Regions from separate parts of the Mus musculus genome. Here region 1 is linked to region 2. The links are chromatin loops, found by intact Hi-C in ENCODE. Cell type or tissue: left cerebral cortex. All regions are shown on one strand. Each heading gives the region's core, and the rest is flanking DNA. Links, peaks and the distances in the headings are about the cores only.

Evidence for each region. A loop is a pair of places that touch in the nucleus more often than their neighbours do. Peaks named below come from ENCODE experiments on the same cell type or tissue, not always from the same donor. Only the 100,000 strongest peaks of a DNase experiment are listed, where the experiment ranks them.
Region 1: it touches region 2 in a loop (6-fold over the local background); 1 of 42 quality-filtered maps calls a loop at or near these places.

Annotation. Positions count from the first base shown.
Region 1 is chr7:34,773,248-34,785,404 of GRCm38, reverse strand. The region is part of intron 1 of Chst8 (carbohydrate sulfotransferase 8); the gene reads left to right. Among named protein-coding and RNA genes, the nearest start is that of Gm38987, 33 kb to the left of the region's middle. In left cerebral cortex, for the core only: no CTCF peak of the experiment used is centred there; a DNase peak (open chromatin) is centred at 6,790; H3K27ac peaks cover 820 bases.
Region 2 is chr7:34,695,614-34,707,770 of GRCm38, reverse strand. The region is part of intron 2 of Chst8 (carbohydrate sulfotransferase 8); the gene reads left to right. Among named protein-coding and RNA genes, the nearest start is that of Gm12781, 42 kb to the right of the region's middle. In left cerebral cortex, for the core only: no CTCF peak of the experiment used is centred there; a DNase peak (open chromatin) is centred at 7,684.

The DNA of each region.
Region 1 (12,157 bases), core at 5,471-7,970, 79 kb before region 2:
GCAAAGTGCTTAAGATCACTCCCAGGCCACAGTCAGCCTTGGTTCTCAGTGTGCTGTGGGATTCAGCAGGGACCTGGTGCTGACCCGGCCTTCTTTGCCTACATCCTGTTACTGCAAATTATCTGGAAGGCACTTAGCTTCCTTAGGGTCCCCAGGGGGGCATTGCTGCCACAGTATCTATGATTAATGACGTTGTTTGGGGCTTTTCTTATTCCAATCTCTTATCACTGCAGTCTCATTTTTCCCATCTGTGTAACCTGCGTGTTTATGTCGGATTCATCTGGGTGCCAGCGTCTCCTACTTTGCTAACTAGTCTATTCTTAATCTCTGAAAATGTGTTTTTGAAATTCCAATCACTGAAGTTTTCATTTCTTGAGACTCTGTGGAGATATTGAAAATCTACATGCCTGCCTTTTATGATTTCCTGTCTTTTCTTTATTGCTTTGATTTTTTTCTTCTTAAAAAATATATTCATTTGAGGCAGTATCTTGTTATGCAACCTGGGTTGGCCTTGAACTTACTATGTATAGCCCAGGCTGGCTTCAAATTCACACCAATTCTCCTGCCTTAGCCTTCCAGAGTTCTGCCACTACCGATGTGAACCGCCTTCCCTAGCTTGAGTTTATCTGTACCCTCAAAGGTTTAAAATGGAAATCTTCACATAAACAATAAGTAAATTCATGCAAATCAGATTCTGCCCTTAGCTCGGGTTCTGGTCTGCTTCCTCGTCAACCGGCTTCACCGTGAGTCATTTCCTTGTGTGGATTATGGCTTCTATGTACTATTCTACAGAAGCAAAAATTATCCAGACTAATTTAAGGTTGGTACGGATTTTTTTTTTAATGGTATCCCTGTGCTTCCTGCGTTGTCAAAGTTGGAAATTATCTCTGCTGCGGAGTTTGCCTGCATGCACAGGTCTGGGATCTATTTATCCTGTTATTTCTGGCACGGGGGTGGGGGTGGGTGGATACCAGTGTCCCACAGGATTCCACAGCCACAGCGTAGGCTAGGGGTGTGTGCAGACTCCTTTTTTTCCAGAAGACATTTCCCCTTTGTACAGCATCTCTCCCCTGCTTTCCCTAGAGTTAACAATTTGGTTTTTTTTTGTTGTTGTTGTTGTCATCTTAAAATGTATTTATAGTAGATGTGTATATGTGCGTATGAGTGTATGTGAGTGAGTGTGTGCATGAGTGAGTGAGTGCATTTACATATATGTGTGTGTGCGTATGGTGTGTGTGTGTATGGTGTGTGTGTGTGTGTACACATGCACACATGCACAGGTCAAAAGATAACTTTCGGGAATCAGTTCTCTCCTCCCACCGTGTGGGTTGCAGGGATTGGAATGAAGGCCTGGTTTTCCTGCATCTGCCTCCCGAGGAGATGAGTCTGAGACCAGGCCTGGCTTGAGGGTGAGTCTAGCTCTTGTCAAATTGAGGTAGCAGACTCTGTGGAGCCCAGTCCAGTCCTTGTCTTACAGGGGTTCAGGCTGCATCGAATCCACTTGTGGACACCTCTGGGTCTTTCCTCTATACTTTGGGGCCTTGTAAACACTCATCATTTTCCCACCTCCTCCTCCCTGTTTCTTTGTCCCCTCCTCCTCTCACTTTCCCTCCTCCCCTTCCTTCTCCTCTTCCCCTTCTCTTCTGCCTGCTCTCATTGTCTTCCTCCTCCTTCTCTTCCCCCTCCTCCTTCTTTCCCCCCTCTTCCTCCACATCTTTCCCTGTTTTCCCCTTCCTCTCTCCTATCCTCTACAACACAGAAGTCTTGTAAGTATGTATGTAATTATTTTGCGTTGTGTTTTACCCAGCAGTTCTGTGCCTTGGTGCAGGGGGCCGGTGCCAAGCAGGCTATGTGTGTCTAATGTGATCCTTCTATTTAGACTTTCTGCATCTATAGTAACAAGCAAGATTAGTCTGTGATTTTATTTTTCCTTCATCTTTGGCAGGTTTTAGAAACAGGGTTATGTGTTATTCATAAAATTAATTAGGAAGTTTTTCTGCTTTCTTTATCCTCTGGAACATTTTAAATGGGAGAGAAAATATCTTTTCCTCGAAGGCTGGAGCTAGCGGAGGACAATGTAGCCTTTAGGGTGGGGCATGTTTCATGCCTTGATTTTCTATTCAGATTTCCCACATTTTAAGTCAGTTTGTATCACTTCTACCTCCTAAGACTACCATCCATTCAATCGAAAAGTTAGAATCTCTTGCGGCATTCTTACATTGTAACAGCTTTTCTGCACAGTGCTATTATCTCTTTTCCATTCATGTTTTCCCCTCTACTCTTTTTTTTTTCTTTTTGCACTGCTAGGCACTGAACCCAAGGCCTTGAGCATGGTAGGTACTAACTCTACTGCTGAGCTACACCCCACCCCATACTGAGGGATTCTAGATAGGTGCTTCACCACTGAACTATACAGCCTTCTAGATGCCCACCCCTGATGCTAGGGACCTCTCGTTTCTTGATTAGAACCCTACTGGAGATTGGTCTGTTTCTTTGGCCTTTGTGAGAGGCAGCCGCTAGATTCATTTATCTTCCCTTGAACATCTGAAAGGCATCACTTTCTCTCATTATCTTAAATACCTGTCACGACTGCCGTTCTTGCTCATTTTCACATTTTTAAAAGTTGAGCGTCCAGGTCATTTATTATCTTTTTTCTTTTTTACATGAATGTAACACTCCAGCCAGTAGTTTTCTCCGAGCGGAGTTCTGGCTACATTCCATAAGTTTTGATGGGCACAAGTTGCCATTATCATAATTTTTCATAGTCTAAAATTGCTGTTTTTATTTCCTCCTTGATGTGAGAGAAGTGTTCAGAATACCCGAGAGCGCCCATTTTTCTTTTATTATTAATTTCCAGCTCAATAGTAATATATCCTGTACATTTCTGAAGAATTACCATACTTTCGTGAAATCTAAAATGCTGCCGATTATAAGGCACATTATTATCTTTTTGTACCAGTGGGAAAAAAAGGAGGGGCAGCACTACTTAAACTCTAATGTCTCCTCAATTATTAGAAGCATCCTGGTTTTAGAGCTGATGTCAAAAGGCATAAAAACACATGTTAAATGGCTGACATGTGCATCATGGGGAGAGATGTGATCTAAATTTCATTTGTAGTGTACTGTGACTGGGCATGGAGTTTGTCATCACTTTTTAAAAAGATATTTTATGTATTTGAGTGTTTTGCCTGCATGTGTCTGTACACCATGTGCATGCAGTTCCCAGAGAGGCCAGAAGAGGGCTGCAGATCCCCTGGGGCTGGAGTTAAAAGTGGTTGGGAGCTGCTATGTGGGTGCTGGGACTGAACCCATGTGGTCTGGAAAAACAGTCAGTGCTTTTAATCAACAAGCCAGTCTCTCCAATGAATATATTACATATACATGTATATATTTCTACACATGTACATGCAGGCAATGCATAAACTGTGCATCTCAAATCTTCTGTATACCCTTCATTTCTCTTAAGCCCATGATCATTCCAAGTCTCAATGAAACTTGTTGAATCATCTGGCCTGATGACGGTGTTGTTGATTTTGCTTGCGATTGTGATGCTGTAACTCTCAGTTCTGGCTCCTGGCTCTTTAACTCCATCTTCGAGCCTTTGAAAACAGGACTCTCCTTTCCCCAGGGAAGGTCGAGTGTATAATTTCTACTTTCTTCCATCAAAAACAATGTCATAGCCAATATTTTTCCCTGTCATTTTTTAATATTCGATCTTATTGCATTTTGGTTAGATAATGACTTCTATTGAGGTTTCTTTTTTTGTAGTCCAACATAAACCAAGTTTTCAAAATAATTTTTGAGCAATTGGGGAAAAATGTGTTCTGTTTGCTGAACACAAAAGAGTGTGAAAGAGAGCCAGATCTTATAGATCAGATTACTTATATTCCTTTAAATGTTTAAAACATTTTAATTGTGTGTGCACATGTGTCTCTGTGGAGGAGGGGTAAGTGCACATGGGTGAAGTGCCTATGGAGACCACAAGAGGGCACCAGGCCCCTGGAACTGGAGTTGTGTGGTAGTGAGCTGCCTGCTGTGGATGCTGGGAACTGAACTCAGGTCCCGTGTAAGAACAATGATCACTTTAACCTCTGACTCATCTCTCTAGGTCCTAACCCTCAGTACTTTTCACTTAATTTTGTTTTGTCTTTGCTTCACTCTAGAGCCCAGATCGACTGTGAATTCCTTCCTACATTTTTCTCTCCCGAGTGCTGGGATTACAGACATGAGCAGCCACTTCTTAGCTCATCCTCGCTTAATTTTAATCATATAATTTGCTTATTTAAAGTATGTTAAAATGTGCTGTACACTTCTAACTTCAGCACTTGGGAAAAAGAGGTAGGTGATTTTGAAGCTAGCCTGGTCTACATAGCAAGATCCAGGATAGCCAAGGATACATAGTGAGACCCTGTCTCAAAAAAAAAAAAAAAGGGATTAGAGAGATGACCCAGTAGTTAAGAACACTAGCTGATCCTTCATTGGACCTGGGTTCAATTCCCAGCACCCTCACAGGGGTTCACACACAGTGGTCTGTAACTCAAGTCTCAGGGTATCGATCTGATGTCTTCTTCTGGCTTCCATGGGTACCAGGAACACACACACACACACACACACACACACACACACACACGGTACACAGACATACATGTAGGCAAAACACTATACTCATTATATATATATTGTCCTGATCTTCTTACCTTTGCTTCCCAGCCTTCAATGCTGTGCTGTGAAATGCTGTGAAGTATTGGCAGGTTCCCTCTGTGGGAATAACTCCTGGCTTCCTCCCAGTTCCTTCTTGCCTCTAAGAGTTGGGCTTTTGCATCTGCCAGCTTCCTAACCTCTGAGTAGCTGCCCAAATCTCTGTACTGTGGCTTTCAAGGATTTTTTCCCCCTTCCCAATCCCCAGTCAACTGCTATGGCTTGGATATGTGTCTCCTAAGAGCCCACACGTTACAAGCTCATTGTCCTACCCTTGGTGCTATTGAGAGGTGGCTGGACCATTAACAGGTGGGAATGAGGAAGTAGCCCATTGAGGGTATGTGTGGAAGGAGATATTGGGGTGTAAGCCCCCATCTTTTCTTCTCTTTGTTTCCTGGATGCCATGAGGTAAACGGGCGGCTTCTATGGCACGCTCCCACCATGATGTGCCGCACTACCTCCATACCAAATGAACATGGGCTGACGCCTCTACAACCCGGAGCCAAAATAAACCTTTCCTCTTTTTAAGTTGATTGTCGAGAGCATTTTGTCACAGCATCAGAAACCTAACACACCAGCTCCCCTCTGTGGTTACAGGCCCAACCTTGTTCTCTTATTTGAATGCTTCTTTGATCCTTCTGCTGGGAATTTGGGAAGAAAAGGAATTAAACAAGCAGCAATACCTTCCGCCTTTCCTTCAGCTTCTGTTTTTCCACAAACGAAAATAATTCACTGGAATGCGGCTCACATCCTTCCTCGGCCTCAGTTTCCCACTCACGTGGAATTAGTGACATTGTGGACAAGAGTGTGTGGTGGGAAGGCACAGTTGCAGCACCCTTGGCCTTGAAGGTGGGTGTAGAGGGCTGTGTGGTAGTAAGCAGCCCCGACTGTATGTTTGTAGCCTGGGGACCCTGGAAACTTGGGATGTTACCAAACACTATATATGTCATTTTTATCCCTACACATACATATCTATAATAAAGCTTAAGTTGTAAATTGGCCACAGCAAGAGATTAATACTAACTAATAATATGACAACTATAACACTATCGTATATGAGTCATTTGAGACCTAAGAATTGTTTGCAGAACTATGCAGTGTTCCGGGTAATATTTGACTATGGCTAGCAGAAACCATGGAGGGGGAACCATAGATTTGGTGGTGGGGGATGACCCGTGGGGACAGACATGATGGGGACAACCACTGTGGTTCCATCTTATTGTCCGGCATCATGGGAAGGGTCTCTTCTAAAGACTGGGTAGTATCAGGGGGTCATCAGTTGGCAGAGCCTATGCCCATTACCCCAACAGGGACTGGAGTGCATTGATTACTGTGCCACGCATGAAGTTCTCACTGTAGACCCCTCCTCCCAGAACAGCCACTGAGGGGAAACCCTATGCTTAGCCCCATGCATGTCATCAGCACAGCAGGGTGGATTATAGCTCATGTCTATGCTCATAAAGTCACCTTCAGGAGTGCAGCCCCCACCCCACGAGGGTCCTTGTCTTTCTCCAAGAGAGGGTTACATAGCAGGGCCATCATAAGAAAGATGGCACCTATGCCCAGCATGGTTCTCCCGGGCAGCCTCTGGAGCCTCTGCTCTAGCTATCTGCGGGCTCTCTGCTATTTCCTCTGTCCACTCCCACCCAGAGTACACAGTGACCAGAGAGCTGACCCCCGTGACTCCATTCTCCACCTGCAGCCGGGCTGGTCTTGAAAAGGAAATATTCCCAATGTCCCTCCCCTGGTTACAGGCTGCCCATCAGACCTGTGTGAGCAGTGTGCTTCACCGCTCCTCCCCTGCCTCTGCCTCCCGTCAGGCATCACCCCTGTTCCAGACAAGGTGACACACTGGGGTCCCTTGCTCATCGGTATCACTGGGAACTCTGTAGGGCCAACCAGGTGTGGGCACACTAACCAGCACACAGTAGGTGTTCACTGAGGGTTTTCTAAGCAGAGATGATATGAGGGTACAGGGAGCGGGGAGGAGGAGAGGAGGAGGCGGCAAATGAGAAGTGGGAAGGAAAGGCTGCTGCTGAGCCAGGCCCCGGGCTCTGCTGTTCCAGCTCCGAGTTTGCCGCACTGTTCCCAGCGGGTGCCAACTCTGAATGCCTGCTTAAGTCACTCCACGAAGCTCAGCTTCTCAATCTGTTTTTTATTTGCAAGGGCCAGATCCGTCTTCCTTTTTTAAAAGTCAAGCTTCTGAGAAAGTCATTTATATTCACAGTGATTCTCCTTTCAAATCGAGTCTTTGAATGGGGTGTTTGGAGTTGTGGATCATAGGGGCTGTGCCAGCAAAGGCTGCGGGTCCTTGACAGGACTCTCCGAGCCCACGGGTGGAGGGGACATCCTCCAGTAGGTAAGATCTGTGGCAGGGACCTTCAGTTCATCTGCTGATGGCTTGCTTTCCAAAATGACCTGCAGGACGCTTTTCTGTATTTAGAGAACACGTCCCTATCCGGGTCATTTATTTGAACTCTTGGTCCCTCAGCTGATGGGGGTATTTTGGAAAGCTTCAGGCAGGGCTGAGCTGGAAGAAATGAGGGATGGAGATGGAGGGAGCTCTGTGCTCCGGCCTGCCAAGCCTGTGGAGTCTAAGCTGTGCGCACCTGTCTCCATGAACACCATTTCCCCCCCAGCCTCCACCTCACCCGCCGGTAACTCTCTGAAACTGAACCATACAAATCCCTCTTCCCTTAGGTTGCTGCTGTTGATGCAGAGTGGGTACTATTTTGGGGAAAAGGAGGGCTGTTTATGCTAAACATAATGATGAATCTGGTGTGTGTGTGTGTGGGGGTGGTCATTGGAATCTTCTGGACAGCTAAGAAGCATTTAGTATGTCTGCTTGTGCCACCTGGGCAAGAGATCCAAGAGCTAGTCTGTAAAGAGGAATGTGTTTTGAATTAGTTTATTTTATGTGCACGAGTGTTTTGCTTGCATGTATGTCTGCGCACTGTGTGTGTCCCTGTTAATGGCAGTTGTAAGTCACCTGACGGGGGGGGGGGGTGCTGGGAATCAAACCCAAGTCCTCTGCAAGAACAAGTGCTCCTAACCACTGAGCCATCTCTCCAGCCCCAAGATTTATTTTGTTTTTGGCTGTGTGTGTGTGTGTGTGTGTGTGTGTGTGTATGTATGCATGTCTATATTTGAATATGTGCACATGTAAGTGCAGGTGCCCACAGAGACCAGAAGAGGGCATCATCTGGAGCCGAAATGACAGGTGGTAACCTGACATGGTGCTAGGAGCCAAACTCCTCTGATCCACTGAAAGGGCAGTGAGCACTCTTAACCTTGGAGCTGTCTCTCCACACACAGACAGACAGACACACACATACACACACACACATACACACTACATATATATTATATACATGTAATTAATTTATGGCTAAAGCCCACATATGCAACAAAAGCCACAACTGTATGTCCTCTGCATTCCTATTTGTAAGGACCCGTATAGATCGAAGTCCAGGAAGGATTCTGCCAATGGTCCCTGTGGAGTGGATTGAGGTGGGCGTAACCTTCAAAGGAATCTTCCCTGCAATCGACTTGCTCAAAGGCTTTCCGTGTGGGACTGTTTTATCTGTGTGCTCGTGTATGGATTTGTGATTGGGAATCGGTACGACTTACCCTCAGCTTCTGGCATTTTGCTTTTGTTTCTTTGAGTGTGTTGAATGGCTCACCCAAAGTTTAACAGGCAACCCTAAAACTTAATTGACAGGTAATTTATGAAGAAATTGTATCTGTAATTTAGGCCATAGGTCAAAAATTCTCTGCAAGGTGCTGAAGCAAAATCTTGGGCTTTGAGACAGCAGGTCTCCCCTGAATCTGCTTGGCTGGCATACTGCAGCATGAGGGCAGCCCTGGATGGAGCGGGGAACATGTGGGTGTGGCTCTGTTCCAGTTCCAGTTTATTTGCAGGGCTGGAGGCGTGACTCCATGGTAGAGTGCTGGCCGAGCATATATACAAGGCCCTAGGTTCAAGCCTAAGGGCCCAGTCCTACAGAAAGCAAATATGAACATTAAAGTTTAGTCAAGGAAACAGGTGGCTGGCAAGTTTGATCCATGGGCCATCATTTGTGGGTTCCTGGTTTGACTGATCTGGACATAGAGGGGTATAATGATACAGGGACGTGGGAAGTAGGTTGGTTATGGCAGGCTTTTAATGCAAATGGTTTTGCTGAAGAGCAGCAATAGAACTTAAATTTATTTATCATTATTATTTATAGGATCATTTTTATATGTTGTTATTATTAGATTTATTTTATTTTATGTGTTTGAGTGTTTTGCTTGCATGTATGTCTCTATCATATGTGTGCCTGGTGCTCTCCGAGGCCAGAAGAGGACACTGAATCCCCTGGAATAGGAGCTCCAAATGGTTGTGAGCCGTCATGTGGGTGCTGAGAGCTGAACCCAGGTCATGTGGAAGAACAGCCCTTATTAATATTTTTGATATGGATATGCATGTGTGTCTTTGAGGACTGGCTCCTCGATGCCTCTGGAGGCAGAGAGAGCCTCTGGGAGGGACCTTGGCAACTCTTTTGGCAAGTTTGAGGAGTTTGCATCGTCTGACTGGCACTCAGAATACAGAGATAAAACAAGGCTCAATGGGAGTGTCTCGCAGAGCCCAAGGGGAGCCTCAGAACTCAGACTGGAGCAGACCTCCTCCTCTCAGGTTTTGGAAGAGGCCTGTGGCTGAAGGCATCCCCGGCCTCCTTGGTACTGTCAGGAACTGCTATGCTTCACTCGGCTTTCCCGAGGATCACGTGTGAGCTGGTGGCTCAGAGGGCTGATATCGAGGCAGCGTGGGCTGCAGAACAAGGAGAGGTCATTAGCATGGGACTGTGTAATGTTAATTACATGTTAATTAGTCACATGACTGTAGATAGGCCACTTGGCCTAAACAAATGACACATAACACGGGACTAGGAAACTCAGGGGCCTCCTTCCTCCACATCCACCGAAGCCTATCAGGCTGTGTATGAGGGAGCACGCGTGTGCACCTGCGAATGGGTGAATACACTGGTTAGCTTCTCACCGCTGTGACCAAAATACTCAACAGAGACATTTCACAGAGTTAGATATTTATTCTGGTTTGCAGTTTCAGAGTTCAGTCCACCGTGACAGGGAAGGTCTGGCAGGGGACTCAGTTCACATTAGGTGGCCCCAGGGTGCCAAAAGTGGCCCCAGGGATCAACTGCCTCCCACTAGTTCCCACCCCGTAAGGTTCTGCTACCCACCACAATAGTGCCTTAGGCCGGGAACCGTCTTTCAAATATGAGCCTGTGGGAGACGTTGTTTCATATTTGAATCCTTAACAGTGAGGAAACAGAGGGCTCCAGCGGTCTCACTCTGTCGTCCCTGAGAGAATCCTCTCTGCCTGGTGTCACTGGAGTTCACTGGATTAGAAGGAAGGTAGCTCTTAGCAGTTCATGAAGACAGGAGAGGGTTGTATTGACAAGAACAGGGTCACTGTAGATAAAAAAGGGAAGAGAGTTTAGGAAGTGGGAGGGGCTGAGGCAGGAGGCTGCAAGCATTGGCAGAGGTAAGGAGGGGCGGGCATGGAAGTTCTCAATCACCAATCAGGTCAGAGCGGGGGGCGGGGGCTCCATACAGGGCCCCTCACATTATCTTGGTGAGGTTTGAAGACAGACTTAATTAGAAGTTGATGGTTACAGGATATTCTTGTGCAAATATCTGGAAGATGCCAAAAGCCAGCCTGACAGGCCAGGTGCTTCTTACGGTGGCTGTGCACCTGTGTTTGGCACACTGGCTGGCACAGGTCAGTACGGAGAGCGTCATCTGGCCTTGAATAACAGTGTTTGTGGGTGGAGATACTAAGAGACTGTGTACCTTTCTGTCCACGGAGACCAGTGGTCAGCCGCAAGTAGACATCACCTGCTGCAGATAGCATATGAGTGCTTTTCTTGTTCATGGGGGGGGGGGGGGGGAAAACCACCTGGAAGAAGCAATGGGGGGGGGCAATTTATTTTTGGCTCACTGCTTTGAGAAGACACAGCCCATGGCAGTGGGAAGCATGCTCATTGCTGGGCCAGCAGCAGCGCGAGGCCACAGTTTACGTCGTATCTGACGTCAAGGAGCAGAGAGCTCAGACTTGGCTAATTACTTAGAAGCCCCCTGACCCTGCATCCAAACGGTCTCACCTCAGACACTTTGCCACCACCTGGAAACTGTCCCAACACTTGAGCCCCTGGGGAACTGTCTGCACTCAAACCCTAATACCCAGGGACCCTTTTCTTGGACCCAAGACTGGCTATTATAGGAAGGACATTGGAAAAAGCAGCAGAGGAGAAAGGCTTAATGTATCCCCTGAGCAGAATTCCTCCCCTGCAGGAAATCGGATCCAATTCACACCCTCACCCAGCCCCACGAGAACGGGCTGGCGCTGGCTGTGTTTGGTAACATCGCAGCAAACGGCCACCTTGTCTCTATTTTGGTTCCCGCCACTGCTTCTTCTTTCTGCACCTTTTCCAAAGTGTTCTTTCCTCCTGGAAGGCTCCAGTGCCAAGCACCCCCAGCTCCTTCCCGTTTTGGTAAATTAGGGAACAAATGGTGCCAAGTTGTTCTCGGCTCTTTCACGAGATGATTCGTAACCAGCTTATTTTCCTTTCCTCCATTGAGTGAACGCATTAAAACTAAAATTAAATCATTACCCGCAGCACACACGACAATCCCCTTCATAATTACATCCTCTTAATTGGCATCCGAGAGCCTGGCTCATTTATAGTTCTTGCTGCAAAATGTCTCAGCCACGTTGGTTTATTTTTTAATTTATTTTTGAAGGTTTAAAGGTCAACAAGAATATCTTACCTTAATTTGACAAGCGTGCGAGAAATGATGCTAGACTCATTTATGTTCAGGTAATGTACAAAGGGATCTATAAATCAAGTGGGGTGGGGGTGGGGTGGGATATTAGACGACGCCATATCGGAGCCATCTGCCTCCGTTCTCAGAAAAAATCGATACCACAGAGAAAGCACGGAAGATGTACTGATTCATGCCCCTGTGTCAGGGGAGAGATGTTGGCCATTTTTAGTGACACTTCATATCCTAAAACAACAGGGGGGGGGGGGCTGATGGGGATGGATGAGAGTGACCACAGCCTCCCTTATAGATGTCAAAGAGAAGGTCTTGTGTGTGTTCAAGAAAGGGAGACACTGAGGTCCCCTCCTCCCTGTGACTCTGCCTTCTCTAATGTGGTCTCTGCAAAAGCTGCTGCACATACTACCATGGTGTGGAAGGGAATTGAATAGACTGCGTCGCAGTGATTGTTGCCAGGGGACAAAGGCTCCTGCCTGGGGATCCCGGTTTTTCCATTCGGTGTGTGCCTCTCCAAACCTTGCCTTCCTTTGGGGGCCTTCATTGACCATCTTCAGAGCTGGGCTTAGAGAGAACCTGCAGGCTCCACCAAGATGGGTGTTTGGCTTGGTCCACTGAA
Region 2 (12,157 bases), core at 6,354-8,853:
AGAGGCAGCAAGCCTCGGAAATGACGATTACATTAGGTACATGAAGTGGGTTCTACAATGGTCGGGTGTGGTTGGGAAGTCAGCATTGGAGATCAGCTAGAACTGGATTGTGCCAGACCTATGGTTCATTTTGTGGTTCCCATTGCACACCAACTCCCGAGCTCAATCACTTCACTTAATCAGCCATGAATATTGATGAGCAAGCCTAGTCTAACAAGGTGTGTCAATTACTTTTCTTTTGCTGTGAAAAAAAATGACAAAGACAACTTACAAAAGAAAACATTTAATTTGGGGGCCCACGATTCTAAAAGGTTAGAGTCCATGACCATCATGTCAGAGAGCATGGCAGCAGACTGGCAGGCAGGGCGCTGGAAAAATAGCTGAGAGCTTACAACTTACCTACAAGCAGGAGACAGAGAGACAGACACACAGACACACACATATACAGAGAGAGGGAGAGAGAGGCAGGAGGAGAGAGAGAGCACTAATCGGTAATGGCATGAGCTTTTGAAACCTCAAACCCCACTTCCAGTGGCACACTTCCTCCAACAAGGCCACACCTTCTAATCCTTCCCAAAGAGTTCCACCAACTGAAGACCAAGTATTCAAATATATGAGCCTAGGGGTCCATCCTCTTTCAGACCACCACACCAGGATCACCATGGCTGCATATCAGGATCACACAGGATCCCCAACCCCAAGTCTTCCTATCAGAATGGAGCAGTGATGAGTGATACATCTGGTGGCTATGGGCGGCACTTCAGGTGGCTATTTAGAAAGGTTCTTGGATCTGGTAACAATCTATGACTAGTTCCCCACTGTTCTAGCTCCGCCCTCCTGTAGCATGATGGCTTCACTCTTACTGAGAAAGAATCTCCCTAAGGCATTTAGTTGGGGATGCACAACTGCCAGGCCAAATAGGGTGATTGCCCACTTGAGGGTCACCTGCCCTTGGAGCAGCTGGGAACGTCCAGTCCAGACACTTGTCTCATCCTTACAGAAAGTGTCCAGCACTAACAACCTGGCTACTTTCCCCAATTCCCTACCCCAAACTTTGGAAGTTGTAGGTCTGTGTTCATGTAGAAGGTAGCCTATGAAATAATATGAGGTCCATCAGTGTTGCTCCACAGCCCGGTGGCAGCCACTGAGGTATGTGTTCACAGTTCCCTCCCATGCTCTTAGATCAAGTTAACTTTTCATCCTGTAACCAAAACTCAGGCAGAAGCAACATAAGGGAGGATACTTTATTTTGACTCGGGGTTCATGAACTATGAGTCCATCATGGTAAGGGAGGCACAAGGGCTGATTTTAAAATAAAAGCCACAAGACTCCTAGGAAAGAGTTAACTGTTCCTGGGGACAGCAAAGCTTGATGATGTAGTCTTCCCTGAAGTGTGAAGTGTGGCCATTATCCCAGCTGGTGTCCTTTGGAGTCTTGTTGCTCCCTCTTGTTTTTTTTGTTTTTTGTTTTTTGTTTTTGTTTTTTTTTGTTGTTGTTGTTGGTGGTGGTGGTGGTGGTTTTGTTTTTTTGTTTTGTTTTGTTTTGTTTTGTTTTTTTAATGGAGACAGAGTTTCTCTGTATAGCCCTGGCTGTCCTGGAACTCACTTTGTAGACCAAGCTAGCCTCGAACTCAGAAATCCATCTGCCTCTGCCTCCCAAGTGCTGGGATTAAAGGTGTGCATCACCACCACCACCACCATCACCACCACCACCACCACCACCACCACCACCACCACCACCACCACCACCAAACCGGCCAGTCCCTCTTCTTCTTGTCCCTTGCCCTCTGCATCTGATAGTCACCCACCTGCCCTCTGGCTGTTGCTGCAGCACTTTTCAAGTTCTAATGAATTCGTTCCCATCTTCCAGCAACAAGTGGTTGCAGTTTTCATTATCATAAAACCAAAAAAAAAAAATGTAGCCAAGAAAAAAAGATATGTGTCTTTCACCCCAACACTTGGAACATCTTGACATTTAAATCCAATTACCTTTTTCTCCATTCTTGATGAGGAAGTGACATGAAGCCTGAAGCTCGAGGCTAGATAAATATACCACGACTCTGACTGCTTCTGAAATCCTACAACTTGTGTGGGGGATTCCGTGATGCCCTGCCCACCGTCAACCTGTGTGGGGGTGCAGGGTCATACACTTGCCAAGTTAGAAGCCCCCGGAAGTGTTTGCTGGGAGATTTTTTTTAGGGCATTTGATCTCTGCATTTATTAGGAAAATGAAAGAGGTGTAGAAATATAAGGAGTTAGAAACCATCTGCCTGGGACTTTGGCAAAATGCCACAAATCGGTATCCCAGGTAGGGCAGGATTAAATATGTTCTCATATTACTTCAAAGCTGCGGTCCTCTTAGAAGCAAAGAGTAATTGACTCTAAATGAAGCAGAATCCAGCAAGGGGCCCTTGTGCTGTTACTCAGCTGTAGACATTAGTTCTCTTTTGCAGAGTCGGAGCCTGAGTTCTTTAACAATTGCACAGACTGTTTCTGGCTAGAGGGGGGAGGTGAGGAAATTGCCCCATTCCTTAAGACTCTGGGGTCCCATTTCCCTAGCCTTCCAGAAGGCCTTCTTAGTCCGAGCTGTGCCCACGGAAATCAGGCTGCATGCTCAGCCCCAGCCTCTATCTCCTTCAGAAACTCATTGACCATGAGAAGCTGTGGGGTTGCCTTCACAGTTCGTTTCTTTTCCATCTGCAGAGAAAGACAGAGTAAGCAAGAAAAATGCAAGTTCACGGAGATTTAGAGACACAGTTTAGCTTTTAGTTCCAACCACCCCGTCTCTACCTCTCCCTGCTTTCAGACATGGCTGCCTCCAGCCAGGTGGTGACTCTCCCTTCTTTGGCAAGATGTAGTGTTAGTGAACAGAAGACAGTTTGCCCCGACTCTAAAGCCCCATCTGGACTACACTCACCCCCCTAGAAGTCACAGAAACAAGAATGCCCTCCTACCCTGCCTCCCTCCCTCTCACCATGGCTGAGTATCTGTTTGCCATCTTTCTCAGAGAATCTGATCAGCCCCAAATACCTAGTGTTTGCAGTTCATTTACACACACACACACACACACACACACACACACACACACACACACACACACACGCCATGCACTGTGAATGATTAGGCAGCAATTCTTTTGTTTACTTTGTGGGACTCATCACAGCAGGAAACCTGGGTGGTGGGAGTGGCTAGTTACATAATAACTATGTATCTGCTTTTGTGTGGAATGGAATTCAGAACTGATTAGTCTCGCCTCAGAACACTCCCTCTAGTCGACACTCACTCCCTGACTTTTAAAGATCACCTCAGTTCTAATATTTCAGGATGCTAGCGCACACACTAAATTATTTCTGAGTCAGTTTGATGTGAGTGGCTGTAATTTATCCTGGGATTAGATGAGATCATGAGCTTGGGTAGGTACCTTTCTTTCTTAAGACAGCTGAGTGAGTACACTGGGCAGTGGTGGCGCACACCTTCAATCCCAGCACTTGGGAGAGAGACGGATCCCCGAGTTCAAGGCCAGCCTGGTCTACAGAGTGAGTTCCAGGATAGCCAGGGAGGGTTACACAGAGAAAACCCAATCTGGAAAAGAGAGAGAGAGAGTCCAAAAGAGAGAGAAAGAGAGAGAACGAGAGAGACCAAAAGAGAGAGACCAATAGAGAGAGAGAGAGAATGAGAGAGAGACTGAGAGAGACCAAAAGAGAGATCAAGAGAGAGAGAGAGAATGAGAGAGAGAGAGAGAGAGAGAGAGAGAGAGAGAATCTGAGAGAGAAACCTCAAGTTAGTTTATGGGAAAACTGGATGTGAGATTCTCTAGCAGAAAACCCCAATCCCCAGAGGTGAGGAGATCTCTTTTTCCCAACTGGTGGGCTCCTGGTGTTTTTAAAATATAAAGCATCCATCCTAAACTCATGCATTAATGTTTGGTTCCAGCTGGCAGCCCCATTTTGCTAGGTCCTAGAGACCTTAGCAAGCGGGGCCTTGATGGAAGAAGTCAGGCCTCTGCCTAGTCTCTCTGCTCTGCTCCCTGAGAGAAGAGCCAGCTACTGCACACCCTCCCTCCCGTTCCATGATGCTCTGCCTCACCGCCAGCTGGGAAGTGGGGAGCCAAGTCACCATGGCTAGCCCTCCAAAACCACCAGCTGAGATAAATCCTTCTTCCCTTTAAGCTGTTTGTGGCGGGTACTTCATCATAGCCATACAAAAATGATTAATATACTGGGACTAGAGCCCAGCAAGGAGTCCCAAACCAGAGGTCAGCAAATTTTAACATGAAGTCAGTCTGTTTCTGTGTGTGTGTCTCTCTTTTCTCTCCATCTCTCTCTTCCCCTCCCTCTCTCTTTCTCCCTACTCCTCCCTCTCTGTCTTTCTCCTTCCTTCTTTCTCCCTCCATCTTTCTCCCTCCATCTTTCTCCCTCCCTCCCTGTCTCTCCCCCCTTCACACACACACACACACACACACACACACACACACACACACACACACACCACTCACCTCCTGAAAAAGTCCAGGGCCCTGGAGTCTACCCCATGCTCATCCATCTGCTTTCCTCACTGAAGACTGAAGATCTCTACTGGCAAATTATTTTTACATCAGCCCCCAGAATTGGCACTGCACAGCACACTATGTATACATATCTTGGCTTCTGAACAAATAGGACCACAAGGAACAACCCACGCTACTGAAGCAGTTGTAGACCCAATCGGTTATTAGTGCTGAGAGGTAGGGCAGACTTCGAGTCTTGCATTTCCATAGGCCTGCTATGCCAGAGATAAGGACGTGCGGGTAGTTAGACCCTGAAGGGGAGGGGGGCAGGAGAAGCGGTATTTCGGTAGCTGTCCGTGGTCCTGAAACAGCCTCCTCCTTCCAGTTGAGCTGTGATCAAGGGACCTCTGGTGCTGCCTAAGCCTGGGCTGCACTGCTCCGATGTAACTTGTTCTTCTGACCTTAGACCTTTGCCAGAGTGTTACTTCTTCTGTCAATCACGACACTGTCTACACCAACTCCACTTGTAACCTCAGCTCCTGAACTAGGCGTTGTGCTCATTCTACCCGTGGCATGTTAGGCTTTCTACAGTAGCAAACGGTGCAGATGAGACACTAGAGTGGGCTAGAGACTGGAGATGGAGCTCAGTGGGTAGAATGCTTGTCCATGATGCACAGAGCTCTGGCTTTGATCCCTGGCACCACATAAATAGGTTGGTCCATACCTGGAATCCAACACTCAGAAGGTAGAGAGAGGCAGGATTAAGAGTTTGAGGGCTATCCGTAGCTACACAGTAAGTTTGAAACCAGTTTGGTCTATAGGAGACCCCATAGCAAAAGGGGGAAGCTTATTAAAACAATAATGGTAACAATTGGGCAGGTATGGTAGCCCACACCTGCAATCTACCACCTGGGAAGCTAAGAACAGAGGATTTGAGAGTTCAAGACAAATCTGATCGACCTGGCCAGACCCTGCCTCAAAACACCAAAATTAGAATGTGACTCTAGAGCAAACTAGAAATGTTTTCACGCTAAATGAATAAATAAACACAGAACAGCAAAGGGTCACTTTCTAAGCTTTCAGCAAAGACGCCTTTCTATGATTGCTATAACCACAGACCAATGGCACAGAAGCACTGCCAGTTATCACGGGCATCCATTGTGATTGTACCTCCAGGAAGAGAGGAGAAATGACCACCAGATGGGAGTCTATGAGCCCAGCATGAGCTAGCTACACGGAGATCACTTGATCACCCACCTTCATATGCCCTCACACTAACAAGGGCTCCCAGGGGCCAAAGAAGCAAGAAACATCTCAATTTGAACCAAATATCATAGAGATGGTTGAGTGTTCCCTTTTCCCCAGTGTATAGGTATCCCACATGTAACAGCAGGTCCCTGGAGAGAGATTGAGGAAGTTATCACTCTGCATGACCTGTGACGTCATGGAGTGCTTCTTATGAGGGATCTGCTTTCATCCTTGATTGTCATGTTCTGAGTCTGGGACATGGTTTGCGCCTTTTTATTGGGAGGTCTGCCTGCTGGTAGCCCTCCTGGGTTTCTTTTTGGTGTGTTTATTGGTCAATACCCTCCCTGTAAGTCACCTGCCTCTTTTATCCTTATAGATGCCATGTTCTATTACTTATCTGTAGGTGAGCCCCAGGATGACAGTGGGGTGAGTGTGCGCTTTGGTTAGCATAGACAAGCATTACCTTCTGGCTTCCATTGTTCCAGGACCCTGCCCTTCCCATTCACCCGGGTGTCCGAGGCTCTAATGGCATCTTTCACATTCAGCCTTGAACCTCTCTTAGATACTAGCCCTTCACTCAAAGGGGGATATTGCCAGGTCTCCCACAAACACACTCAGTGGGATCTCCAGCCGTTCACAGTCTGAGCGTGTCCCCCTGGGGATGGGTTGTCTCTGGCAGCCTTTTGCTCTTTGCCTGCCATCTGCAGCAGCGGCTGGATCAGCACTGTGGGCTTCCTTTCCCCAGGCTTCTTACAGCCACCCTAGTAGCATCTTTCCTGGGATCCATTCCACAGGCTCAAAGCCCGTCTCCTTGGGAGAGTGCTCCCCTGTAAATCATCCTTCCGCAGCCAAAGTCATGATCTGTTCTCTCACAGAGCACGCTCAGTGGTAAGGTCTAGGTTCCTGGTTCCTGACCTGCCTGTTTTCTGGATCTTTTACCTTTCTCCAGGCATCGTTCCTTACTTCCCTTAGCAACACAACAATTCCCCAGCAAGGGTCAAGTTGCTGGCTCTGCAGGGATGTGTGGGCAGATCTTTTTTTTTTTTAAAGATTTATTTATTTATTTATTTATTTATTACATGTAAGTACACTGTAGCTGTCTTCAGACCCTCCAGAAGAGGGAGTCAGATCTCATTACGGATGGTTGTGAGCCACCATGTGGTTGCTGGGATTTGAACTTCAGACCTTCGGAAGAGCAGTCGGGTGCTCTTACCCACTGAGCCATCTCACTAGCCCATGTGGGCAGATCTTAAGGAGGACACATGTTCTTGTCCAGCAGAGACCTGTAACAGTCAGCCTATACTGCAGAAGGCTGGGGTACTTCTGAGGCCCAGAGGACTCTGGGAAGTCTACAAACATGTCCATGCATCAATACTCAGGTTCCAGCTCATTTTTCCACATCTCATTTCTTATTAGTCAGGTGCCCAGCCTAGCCTAGAGTAAGACCTGGGAAGCATGCTAGCTCATTCTCTCCCTCTCTCTGTCTCCTTGTCTCTACTCTTTCTTCTCCCTACTCGATCTCCATCTTTCTCTGTCTCTACCTCTGTTTCTGTCTTTCTTTGTCCCTTCCTCCCTCCCTCCCTCCCTCCCTCCCTCCCTCCCTCTCCATTTCTTAAATATTAGTCCTCAAGTGCTCTACTGCTATTTTACCACCAGCCCCTCACTGGGGATTCTAGGCAGGACTCTACCACTGAGCCACACCTCCAGCCCCTCACTGGGGGATTCTAGGCAGGGGCTCTACTACTGAGCCCAGTTGAGAATTTCTTCACAGGCTGCCAGAGAGGCAGTTGGTAGGCAATTCACTGTCCAAGTTACCATCTGCCCCACAGTCCTCAATTTGTGGATCCATTTCTGTACACACCAGCGTATTTCACTGGTGTGTAAGCCTCATTCACCAGCAGCACATTCTAACGGCAGCATTACTGTCTCTTCTTACCCACCCATTCTGGAGTCTGCAGCACGGGCTGGCTAGTGGTAATTCATTCCTCCTACCTTTCATCTTAGCATATGCACTCTCAGACTCCTGAGGGGAGGAGCTGGAGGACATCAAAAGGTGCACTGGGTGGCAGAGTAGGAAGGTGGAGGTGCAGGTGACCTTGGAGCACACTCCTATAGGGTAGAGAAGGCAGCAGGAACTGGAGGAGGCCCAAAATCCGGCTGTGATTTTAGTCAGCTAGTCCCTCAAGGAGCTCTGAAGCTGGCATGGCTCAGCAGCTGTGTCCTGACGGATGGAAAGGGAGCTGCAAACCCTACTTGAACCAGCTGTGGGATGCAGGGGGTCCTAGGGAGTGGAGGCCTTGGGGGAGGTGACTTCCTGCAGCTCAGAGTTATTTCTTAGGGAGACTCAGCCTTGAGCAGCCTGGCTGGGCTGCCGCCATCTTGTCTGGTCTCTGCCTCCCTGTAGCTCATCTCTGGCTCCAGTGGCCGCTACCCAGGCTCTCCATCCGCAGAGGACAAGAACTGCCCAGTGCTTACTTTTCTGGAAAGCAAACTCCACAGACAGCAATGTTTCTACACTGCCTGGCAAAGACCATTGAAAATGAATGGTAACCAAACATTGTTGGATTCGTGAAAGGCGCTTGGTTCTGAAATGCAAGTTAAGATCTCAAAAAAAAACCAAAATAGCATTAAATAAATAAATTAGAACAACCTGGCACTTTAGCATTCTGAAATATGTTCACATCATTTTCTGTCAACTTAATTAAGATATAAAAGGTAAACAAGAAAACATATTCATTGTAGATGAGATTTGACAGACAGGTACAGTCATCCTAATACAGGCACGCAGAATTTCCCTCAGCCTAGAATACTGCCCCGTATCCCTGCTCTCTCAGATCCCCACCTCCACCCACAAGGTCACCACTGATCTGATCCCACCACCAAAAATTAGTTTGTCCTATTTTAGAATTTCATGTCAGCGACGGGTTCTCTTTTGTGTTGGGCTTTGCTTCTTCGCCGGTGACTTGGGTGCTGGCTGGCATCTTGGCGGTCGGTTTACTTTTACAGGTAAGGCATTCTTACTTGTATGGATGTGCTACCACGCACGCATCCACTCACCTGTCGGACTTCTTTCAGCTTGGCAGCACCACGTTCAGCGACCCAGGCAGTGTGACCCTGGTGAGGTTCAAACAGGAGGCATAGGTGGACTCCATGAGCCAGGATCGTAAACTTCAGTTACTCTAGCAAAGGACCCTGAGAAAACAATCCCACCAAATGACTGGTGCATTTCACCATTTCTCCTATGAAATGCTCCAAGCGTTTTCTTTGGCTGCATCCACTGGGCTACATTGGCTCTCCATTTTTAATTCCGGGTCCTAGCCACGGAGAGACAGGCCTGCCCAGCAATCCATTTGGGCACATGCATGTCAAAGGGACTATATATCATGACATCAGACATTTTGAGAAAATTGCTTTTCCACCCTGAATGCCAAGTCATAAATAATTTCAGGGGAGGAAGAGTTCCGGTAAGCATGTGTTTGACGCCGAGGAATGGTCTGTAAATACTGCAAGCCGTCGAATAAAAAATGAGGGGGCGGGCAGATTTGTGGGGTCACTTCCAATCTGGACCCGGCTATAATTTATTCTACTAAAAACTTCAGGATCTTCCTCCGGATGGTCTTTAACAGAGGGGGGGGGGAGGAGTGTGCCCATCCCCCACCACTAGGACTGCAGCTAGACTCTGAGGGGCTCACAGCTGTGTCCTTAATCACAGTCTTGACCTCCTTGGATAGCAGCCTCCTCCTTTGGAAGGTGGCACTTCATCCTGGAAATGGACTAACACTCTTCACATGCCAGTGAACGCTTTCTGTGGGGTGGGTGGTGAGGGTGGGGGAAAGAAATGAAGGTTGCTGTTTGTGGCGTTTGCCAACTTCTGTAGTGTTAAGTATCTCTACTGATTGCAATGCTAAGGTCCCCGTGTAAGAAATAATAAGCTGATTAGAAGTAAAATATGGAAAAAAATAAACTCAGAAAGAAAGCAAAAAATGGGGGCTGGCGATGTAGCTCAGCTAGTGGAGTGATTGCCTAGCATACACAAAACTCTGGGTTCAATTCCTAGCACCCCACAAACCTGGCATGTTGGCGTTCCCTCGTAATCCAAGCATTCAGGAAGAAGCAGCAGGAGGATCAAGTCCAAGGCCATCCTCAGCTACACAGCGAGTTTGAAGCCTGGTCTATGAGACCTTTCTCAAGGGAAATAAAGGGGACATGGTACTCCTGGCAGGTATGGGAGAGGTATCCTTCCTAGAGGACCCAGGAGGAACTTTAGAGACATCGGTAGATTTTAGCATCTTCTGCTAGATGGTGGATCTAGGCCTCCTGCATGCTAGACAAGTGCTCAACCACTGAGCTACATCCCCGCCCCGGCTGTTATTCTTCATAGTGTCAATATTATATATTACATGTTTTTTCTTGCATAAATGAAATATTTCTTGCTGAAAACCCTTCTGTGGGAGTCTTGGGAGCTTTGAAGTTGCTTTCTCAGCACACTCGGGTAGAGTTTTGCTGCAGGCTGTGGAAGTATCCCTTTTCCTCCTGCGTGCCGTTGCCTCGCAACAGACTCTGTTGCAGAAAATGGAACAAAGACTGGAAAAACCTTTAACCTGCCCACGATCTTGCAGGACCTGAGTATGCAAGGGACAAAGTCTCTGTAAATAAAGATGGGGCACTGAGAGAGCCAGTCCAGGAAGATGGGGTGGTTGGGGGGCCAAGATGCTCAAAGATGAGCCAGAGGCTTAGGCCTGAGGGGGGCCTGAGAAAGCAGGAACTCTCTTCAACAAGGAAGGATCTAGAAACTTGAAAGAGTTGAGAAGGGGTAGGGAAATGGGATCATGGGAATCACTGAGAGCATGGCTCAGGGAGAGCCTCTAGGAATAGGGTAATGTGTTCGTGGGCATGGCCTGCCTCTTGCCCTCATAGTTCATAGCTGAGTTCAGTTCCTCTGGGGCTCAAAATTCCCTTTCCCAGCAAGAGTGTGCACTGAGACTGACTTTTCTGCTCTTCCCTCATTGGAACAAACCCTTCCTCGGAACCACAGAGTCTAGACCCGAGGAGGAGCCAGCCACACAAGTGAGCACCTTCCTGTGTCCCAGGCACCCAGCTCTGCAGTTCCATCCTCAGGCTGCAGGCCAGCCCATCCTGAAGGCTACCAAGAGACAGTTACATCCCCACACCTACCAGCAGCCAAGACACTGGGAAGGAATCACATTATTATCACCATCAGGGGCCCAGGCTTGAGTCTCTCTCTAAACAGGACCGAAGTTGGCAGAAGTCAAAGTGTTCCATTATTGTGATCATCAAAGCCTCAGAGTTCTCCCAGGAGACCCTATGAATCAAGACAGGGGAGAGGCACTGGAGTGCACTAGCTAGCACACAGGGATGTTCGATGCCCCTTAGGTAGAGCCCCTCCTCCGGGCAGGCACCTGTGTCTCTCATACAAGCCCTGCTGGCCCTGCCAGCCAGGTGGGGAGTGCCTGAGGATTTCATTATAAGCTCAGATTAATATCAGGTCCAAGGGGGTTGTGCAGAAGCTACGAGGTCTCCTTTAATAAGGAATCCCATTTCCTTTTGCGTTTGATAATGCGATTGATATATGTATCAACCAGATGTGTTACTGAAAAATGGAACAAAATGGAAGACAAAAATGGCAAGTCATTAACGTAGGCAGCAAGCCTTCCCAGCAGATGTTAGGGACGGTGCTGGGGCAGGGTGCTGAGGTCCTCCTGCCCCACCCACCGCACCCTCACCATACCCAGCTGCGCAGCTGCTATAGCCGACCCCATCTGCTCCCACCCCGGTGCAGCTCTGCCCCTCCGTGTTGAGGAAGCATGGAGCCTCCCTCCTGCTGTTCAATAACTGATGACCATTTTTCTCCAATTAAACTGAAATTGAAGGATCCTCAGACTTAGCAGCCCAAGTAAAATAATTAGTGCTTAAAATGTTAATTGTGCAGATGTGCATTTGCAAGCAGGCAGGCAGGTAGGTAATCCTCCCCGCCCTGCCCCCTGCCTAGCAACCTGGTCTTCCCCAGAGATCCTAGTGTGGGCTGTCCAGAACTCATTCTGACAGTGTGACTTGGGGGTTCTGTTGAGAGACCTATCGTGACCCTTTCTTGTCCCCCAACTCCCATTGGACCCTCCTTGTGGCCATTCCACTCTTCCTTCCCTGGACGCCTACAGACAGTGGTGGCTAACGGCTAAACCCAAGACACCAAGTCATACGTGGCCTAGACCTCAGCTCAGCAGCTCACCAAGCTAGCAGTGAGAACAACAGTAAGGCACAGAGCACCCTACGAATGGGGATTGTAAAGCCAAGAGCCATCCACAAAGCTAGTGAACACCATGTCTTTCCCTACCTTTGTGTCCCAAAAGAGCAACTTCAGAACTGGTGTTCCCTTCCACCAAGGCCGAGGATGGTGAGTGGAGGC